2 separate regions of the Homo sapiens genome follow, and region 1 is linked to region 2. Evidence: chromatin contacts called from ENCODE Hi-C or POLR2A ChIA-PET data. All regions are on one chromosome and are shown on one strand. The core of a region is the stretch at or near the end of the contact, and the rest is flanking DNA. Distances in the headings are between cores, read along the strand shown.

Region 1 (4,001 bases), core at 1,044-3,543, 45 kb before region 2:
CAGAAGTCAGACCCACGTCTGTGGAGCAGGCATTTGCTAATCACTTCTTGGCTGCGGTTGACTGGTAATGTCCTCAAAACCAAACCATCATGGGGATTCTTGAAGTCAGAAGGGAAGCAAGTTGTTTAAAAATAAAACACTCCCTACTTTGGGCCCCCAACTCTATAAGATAGCAGCTTAACAGTCTAAATGATTGTTTTGAAATGTGCTTTGACTCCAGTTTTGCTAAATGTTTACTTGGGTCTTTCAACCTCATTGATTAAATATCCTGACTTGATTCCAGGCCAACCAATCCTACCATGTAACAGTGGAGTTCCCTTGCCCGATGTGCTTCATGCATGGTGCACTGTACACTGTTACTTCATAGCTCGGAAACTTCATCTGAAGGGCCATTTCTGAGACTCTACTCATTCATTCATCCATTCAACCTTTTAACACACAATTATTAAGCACCTATTAAATGCAATGGTCCAAGATAATTTGCTATGGGAGATTTGAAGATGCATTGACCATGAATATGAAACCTCTAACCTTGGAGAGACTTCAGGTCCATATTTCTGCAGACAATTGACCTTTATCAATCCCAGGACAATGCTAAGGGACATTCAGTCCCCCTTTGATTTACTAGAAATAAATCTCAGAACAATGCAACATGCTCTTTAAGTAAGAGTTTTTTTTTTTTTTTTAAATCACTTATCTTGCCTCTTGCAAGAGGTTGAGTCAAATGCTGAAGGGAATTTAACTAGAGTCTTAATTGGAAATGCAAAGAGTTGCTGATACCATCAAAAAAGGAAGAAGCTGAGGGAAGTGACAAGACAAGCTCTTCTTTCTAAACATCTGGTCCCACTCTCTCAACAGCTTCATAAAACACTGTTCAGAGCCGGCAGATGCATCAAGAGTACCTGGCATACAGCTACGTACCCTGAAGCAGGTGGACCTCATCAAACTTTGGCTACAAAGTAGTTCCCTATTAGCTTGCCCTTTGATTTACATTCTCGCATGAGAGTATCTCCAGGCAACGCATTTGAACAGCAGAGGCCTTTGCAGAAAACTCACAACACATGTGAGTTTTTTTTTAACATGTGGGATGCTACTCCACCTGGGGGTAAGGCTCACCTTTTGAGAACAAGAAGAGGGGAAAATCTGGACAGCCACAAGCCAGTCAACAAACCCAAATTGGATGCCGTGGCTGCAGTGAAGTATAGAGCTCACCACCAGAGGGCAGCAGTGCACACAGACACAATGTAACCTCCACATTGGAGGAGAAAACAGGTGGAAGAGGAATTAGCAATGTGCCCAAGGCTCACAGTAAGTACACACAGATGGAGGCTCAGAGCCCTGGCCTCTTACTCCCAGCCAGTCCTCCTCCACTTGCCCCCAAGGTCTCAGGAAGAGGTCATTGTGGATGGTTAGGCATCTTTATTTTACAATTGAAGTTGCCTGGTCAGACCTTAGCATCTCCTCCCAGGGAGCATGAGAGCCCTCAGCAATTCTGAGATGCTGGATGCTCTAACTTTTTTGACCTTGACCCATGGTAAGAAATACATTTAACGTTGCAAGCCACTTTTAGTATACTGTCTATCATGTGCAAAACAGCAGCACATTTTTACAAAGCAATACCCTTATTTCTCAATTCTGTCTCTTTTTTTTAATGCTAGACAGGTCTTCATCCACTACTCATATCACACTCTACTAATTGGTCACCAGTGCTGATTCAAAGGGTGGCATGGAGAGTGGCCCTTCAAAGAAAGTAGGCTGCCCCAGTCCTCTGCTCTGTTATCCCTGGATGCTACAGGCCCTGCAAGAGCTTAGGAGGGGTCTAGGGAGCTGAGCTCCTCCCATCTAAGAGGGAGAATCATGGCCCAGGGAAAGTACCATAGATAACCTTAACGGATAATTTAGCTTCATTTTGCCTATGTCATTCCTTCATTCATTCCCTCAGCAAACATTAACTCACCACTGAGAGTTTAGTCCTGTCCTTAGCCAGCCCCTGCCAGGAGGTGGTGACATGTGGTTTTAAACATCCACAGCCTTCTCCCGCAGCCTACAGGTCCCAAGACCTCTGTGGGTCCTGATCCTGAAGTTTGTGTGAAGGAGAAGATGGGAAGAGTGAATGGGGAACAATCTGAGGCAAGAGGACCAGAAGATGCTCATGGCTCAGGGGCTGGACCAGGCAGAAGCTGCAAGGGGAATTTTCTGACTAGAGGCTGGAATCTCAACACATGGGCTCAGAAACAGAGGCTCCATGACGCTTCCTCCTGCCGCCAACCCATGCACCTCCCGACTCAGAAGCAACCCCCCCGCCATGGGGCACAGCTCATAGATCTATTCTTAACGTCTTTCCTGAGACTCTGCCAAGTATTTCACTTGCTCAATTTCATTCCCTTGCTCCCTGCATGTTATTTTATGAAGAAACTCAAACGAGGAGACATCTATCAATTATCAACCCCCAAGTGATCCTAAAGCCCTGCTTAAATGCAAGGGCGAGATTTTAAATCTAATTCCCTGATGTCTGGGGTGAATTCCTGGTGAGGTCCCACAACTAAACAGAGAGCTTCCTGCCTCAATTCTGGAATTCATCTCTGCTAAGGGAAGAAAATGCATGACAATAAAAATCTGCCAAGCCCTAAAGCTAGGGCTCTGTCCTGAGGATGCTAGCTCAGCCCTCTAGCTTGGCACTGTTCTCTCATCTCCCATCTGCAACTGTAGCCCAGAAGACAAAAATGACTCAGAAGAGAACTGGTTCATTGCAAGTGATATTTATTGGGTGTCTACAGGTTGCAAAGCAGTGAATTTAGCATCAAGGAAAATAAGAAGATGAGTTATACCCAATTACTTCTTCAAGTTTTTCCACAGTTGGGTAGAGGAGGTAAGATAAGCCTTGGCTTGAGTAGCAGCCCTCTGAGAACCCATCCCTCTCTCACCCAGGGTACTGGGCCCTTTTTTGACCATGCTTCTTCCCTGAACCTGTTCTTCGCTTACCACATGAGATTGTATTTGTTGGCTCACCTGTCTGCTACTCAAGTAGAATGCCATTTCCTTATGAGCGGTTTGGAGTGATGCTCAGCTACTGGCTTCAAAAAAGAAGGAAGGGGCCGGGGCCCCAGGAATACAGGCACTTGAAGGTGAAAAAGGGAAGGGAATGAATTCATCCCTGTATTAGCTTGTTCTCGCATTGCTGTAAAGAACTACCTGAGACTGGGTGATTTATAAAGAAAAGAGCTTCAATTGATTCACAGTTCCTCAGGCTGCACAGGAAGCATGGCTGGGGAGGCCTCAGGAAACTTACAATCATGGCGTAAAGTGAAGGGGAAACAGGCACATCTTACACAGCCAGAGAAGAAGCAAGAGAGATCGAGGTGCAAGGTGGCTACACACTTTTAAACAACCAGATCTTGTAAGAACTCACTCACTATCACAAGAACAGCAAGGGGGAAGTCTGCCCCCATGGCCCAATCACCTCGCACCAGGCCCCTTCTGCAACATTGAGAATTACAGTTCAATGTGAGATTTGGGTGGTGACACAGACAGTTCAATGTGAGATTTGGGTGGTGACACAGACAGTTCAATGTGAGATTTGGGTGGGGACACAGAGTTGAATTACATCAGTCCTAGAAAGGAATACAGCCTTGCCAACACCTTACTTTTAGCCCAGTGAAGCCCATGTCAAACTTCTACAGAACTGTAAGATCCATGTGTGTTTTTTGAAGCCAGCAAATTGTGGTGACTTGTTATAGCAGCGATGGGAAGCTAAGACAGATTTTGGTCATTTTCTTTGAAACAAGTACTCGTGATTCTCTTCTGTGCTTCAGGGGAGACATCACCAGGTGAGACAAAGGTGACCTTCTCTTGGAAAACCAAGGCCATAGGAAGAATTGTCTGGTTCTGTCCTAGCTGGGAAGGAATTGGAAGCTGGTTCTTTAAGGGACAAAGAGAAGAGGTCTGCCTCCAGGGAGTGGGATCCTGAGGCTGGAGGGTGGAAGGGGTCCCTATCCCATTTG
Region 2 (4,112 bases), core at 1,287-3,786:
CGCACTGAGGGAAACATTCAGAGCAACCCTACAGAACAAAGCCCGGCCTTGGTGGCCAGCTCAGTGTGCCCAGAACATCACATGACTGGACATGAAAGGGCTGAGGAGGATGCTTGCTGGAGGGGCACTTAGCCTGGAAAACCTGAAAGCATCCCCTTGACTAAGAGCCGCTAACCACAGCCTCAATGAATGATTAATGATTATGACCGGAGCTTATTGCAAACAGGCATGTGACAGCAGAGCCACTACCCACCCGCAGGACCTGCCCATGTGATTGATGAGCCACCGAGGTGTGCAGGGGGCTGCAGGGAAAAAGGGGCAGCTCAAGCAGCAGCTGCTGGGGGTCACCCATCCTTGGAGGGGGCAGAGAGATGCCAGCGTCTGTGTTCTGGGCTGCAGCTCATCTCACAAAAGCCGTACCAGCCAACCTGCATTATCTACCCAGGCGACGATAGGAGGGCGTGGGGGCCTGGGTCAAACACTAATAAGGAGTGAGGTGCAGAAATGGGTGAGATGGCCTGGGAGGGGTCCCTATCCAGTGCGTGCATCGGGTAGGATAACTGCAGTTTTGGAACTACGAGGAGTGTGCAAGGTGCTCTGAGAGAAAACTGTGTGCTCTGCATGGACACAGCAGCTGCAAGAAATGTGTTATCTGGCCTAAGACATTCCCCCAGCCCTCCACACAACCACTGCCAGCCAGAGACAGACTTTCCTAGGACCCCATATCGCTTTTCAACGGGATCTGCAAAGGAGAGGAGAGGGTGGCTGAAGTCAAGTTCTCATTCTGGTGCTTTCTTTCTTCTCCACAGGGCCAGTCCGCAGCCAGAGAGCTAAGTTAGCACAACGTCCTCACCCTGCCGACCACTCCTAGCCAGAACCCTCCAGGATGCCCAAGCCGAGCTCTCTGTTTCCCCTTCCAAAGCCAGGTCCAGCAGGAGACTGGGCTTGGCTCTCTGATGGATTCAGGACAGGGGACAAATCAGCCACATTCATGGAGCAGGGACTGTGGGAGATGAGGAAGGCACAGCCCCTACCTTCAGGAGTTTGTATTCTCGTTAGCAAGACAAGCTTCCCTCCTGCCAAACAAGCTCAGACTGAACAAAGCATCAGCCCTGAATGTGCTGCCGAGAGGGAATGAGAAAAGGGACAGCAACATTGGGATGAGAGGCTTTCGGGAGAGGCCAGAAAACCTGAGAAGGGCCGTTGAGGCCCCTGCTGGGCTGCAGGCTTCTACCCATGACAGGGCCACTGCCCAACCTGGGCCACCAAAGTATACAAGGCCACCATTCCCACCCAGGTCTTCAGAGGCACCTCTGAGTGGCCCCGAGGCAGTGGCAGCAGGCGAGTTCAGCAGGGAACCGAGACCTCTTTGAGACAACGCAGAGAGCCAGCCAGGAGCCCAGGGACAACCCTTGTGGGGGCCGGGCTGCTCAGTGGATCTGGCTCTGTTTCATCTTAATACACTCCTGCATGTACCTGATATCTGATACTCGTCCTACAGCATGCAAATCTAATAAATTCTTGGCTCCTGCAAGTTTCTTCAAAAATATAAAAGAGGATCATATATAAAGAAGTTGATTAATATACACCCTGCTAAAACAGCCTGGAACATCTGTGTATTAAGTTCATTTATTAAATTACACCAATCTGTATTTTAATGAGTGAAAGATACAGTACTTATTCTGTCATCCATCAAAATAAACTCAGGAAATACTTAACATTATAATCATTTTTCTTGTTTGAACACGAGTTATGAAATATGAATCCCACACTAAGAATGCTGGGCTTGCCGTCATGATCAAATATGTTTTCACAGGTGCAGCAAATATTCAGTTTTCATTTCTTTCTCCAACTGTTGAAAATATAAACCATGTTTTCTATTCCTTCACTGGGTAACTCTGCCTTCCCTCCACATGGCATCCATTATTGCAGACTTATTACCCCACCGTCTTTTTCCCCCCAAACCCACTCCTCCTAAAGTTGCTTCGTAATGAAAACACAGGCTTCTGTGGGGCCCCCACAGCACAAGCTCTTCCCCGGGGCGGGGGGGTCTTTGGGCTCAGGCTGGGGCACTGTCCTTTACTTCCATCCTAATGGCAGCCACGTCCTCTTGGTTGGAGCCTGAGTTCTGGAAGCTGTTTGAAGCAAACAGTCCATCTGGTCAAAAACACAAATGGCATGGAGCCCTCCAGCCACAGTGAAGCCAACAGTGAAGCTGGAGCGTCTCCAGGTCCACTGGCTGCCTCTCAGAAATATCCCACTAAGACGAGGGGGCAACTTTAATAGGAGCCGAAGCCTCAGGAGTGAGTCCAGAGTTTACCTGCGTTCAGCTATCCTTGGACCAGAAGTCTCGGGACTCTTGGAATAAAACTACTCACAAAGCAGCAAGTTTCCAGGAGCTGAGGAAGGCCAGTGCCTGTGCCCAGTGTCAGTGGGAGCTCATCGTGTCGGAGGATTCTGGGAAAAGCTCCAGCTATGTAATCTGCTGAGCAGGGCCAGCCCTATAGGAGGCACATGAACCCAGTCACAAGCTGGCCAGGCTTCTTCCTGTATAACTCACTCTGTGGCGCCCCATCACCAGCAGGGAAGTCACACTTCCACCACACGGCTTCTGCCTCTCTTGGATTTCATTTCTGGCTGCTCCTACCTGGTCCCCTAACACATCCACGACTCACACACTTTACCATTCAGCCCTGCTGAGCTACCACCTGCTGGGGCACAAATCTTCCATGTTCTCTCCTACCCCAGGTTTTGCTCTTGCTGTTCCCTCTTCCCAGAATACACTTCTTTGTTCTTCTTTTTCTTCACCTGGTTAATTATTTAACTTTGATCGCAGGACTCACACCATGGGAAAGCCCTGTGGAGAAGGCCACTCATTTTGACCACTAGGAGTCAGGGAAACCTCACAGAGAAGGTGACGTGGACCCAAGAGCCAGAACTGTCCAGGAGGGAAGGATGGGGAGGCATTCAAGGCAGAAGGAAGCCTATTAGCAAAGGCACAGGGTGCAGAGCACTAGAGCTATTTGCAGATGGAGAGGCAGAGAGAGATGGGTGGGGCACAGGAGATGGGGCAGGGATGAGAGTTTTGGAGCCAGATTAGGGAGGATCTTGTGTGCTGGGCCAAGGGATCTTATGCTATAGATAAAGGAGAAGTTTTGAAAGGCTTTAAAAATTCAAGGGATGTGTTCAGATTTGGATTTTAGAAATGACGGCTACTGGTGATTCAGTGTAAATAAGGGCATTTGTGAGAGATCCTGGAGCTGGCAGAGAGGCTAGTGGGACCCTGCTAGAGTAATGGAGGCAGGTGTCTTGGGCCTGGGTGGAGGCAGTGCAGGGCACCTCCCCACATGCCAGGAACATTGCACAGGAGGTGTGCAGGAGCAATTCTGAGGAATTGCACTGATTGCCCAGGCTCCCAGCCTCCCCAGGAGCAGGCTCCAGCTCTCCTGCGCCTGAGGAACCCAGTATCCTCAGTCCAACCTTCTAGGCCTTGAATCTGCTTGGTCTGTAGCCAGAAGACCTGCTGATTCTCGTAGGATGCAAGCCTAGGGACCTTCCTCCCCAGCCCTCACTTCCCCTCCCTCCCCACTCCACACCCACCTTTAACAAGATCCAGAAACCTGAAACAGCATCCTTCTGGGTGATTTGAGAGTGAGCCTTTGACACCCCATACAAAGACGGGAACAAGTCATAAATAGGCAATTCACAGAGAGGAAGCATCAGTAGCTAATACTCCCTGTGATTTTCTGAGTAGTTCACAGCAGATATGGCACAGACGCTGACTAATCCAAACAGGCTCAGGCTGCAGCACTGTTGCAGGGTCATGGGAGTGCCCCTCAGGGTCAGGCACCCCTGTGAATACTGGATTATGGGGAGGCCCAGGGCAGGGGTCCCAGTGGAGGGGCTGCGTTGGGGAAGCCAGTGCGGAGGAGCATTTGGGGGCTCAGACAGAGGCTATTTCAACAACTGGCTCCTGCTGGCTGAATATCAGCTTTACTAATGAGCACATAAAGAGATGTTGAAGCTCACCCATGATTGGGGAAATGCAAATGAAAATAACAATGAGTTCCCACTTCACAGGTCAGATTGGCAGGGAGATATCCCCCAGATGC

The links. A loop is a pair of places that touch in the nucleus more often than their neighbours do. ChIA-PET counts read pairs that join two places held with the same protein, here RNA polymerase II (POLR2A).
Region 1: a map of HepG2 shows a loop between it and region 2 (2.6-fold over the local background). The contact joins two enhancer-like sites. A Hi-C loop is called at or near these places in 2 of 168 maps with a recorded cell type or tissue (HepG2 and mammary epithelial cell). POLR2A ChIA-PET finds 5 or more read pairs at or near these places in 2 of 52 experiments (HEK293 and Panc1).

What each region holds. Positions count from the first base shown.
Region 1 is chr2:20,960,368-20,964,368 of GRCh38, reverse strand. No RefSeq gene overlaps it. Among named protein-coding and RNA genes, the nearest start is that of APOB, 82 kb to the left of the region's middle. RefSeq lists an enhancer at 1,266-1,315. Within about 2 kb of position 2,293, at least 2 of the 41 ENCODE cell types and tissues checked have a DNase peak (open chromatin) inside an H3K27ac peak, as active enhancers do.
Region 2 is chr2:20,915,546-20,919,657 of GRCh38, reverse strand. No RefSeq gene overlaps it. Among named protein-coding and RNA genes, the nearest start is that of LINC02850, 58 kb to the right of the region's middle. Within about 2 kb of position 2,536, at least 3 of the 41 ENCODE cell types and tissues checked have a DNase peak (open chromatin) inside an H3K27ac peak, as active enhancers do.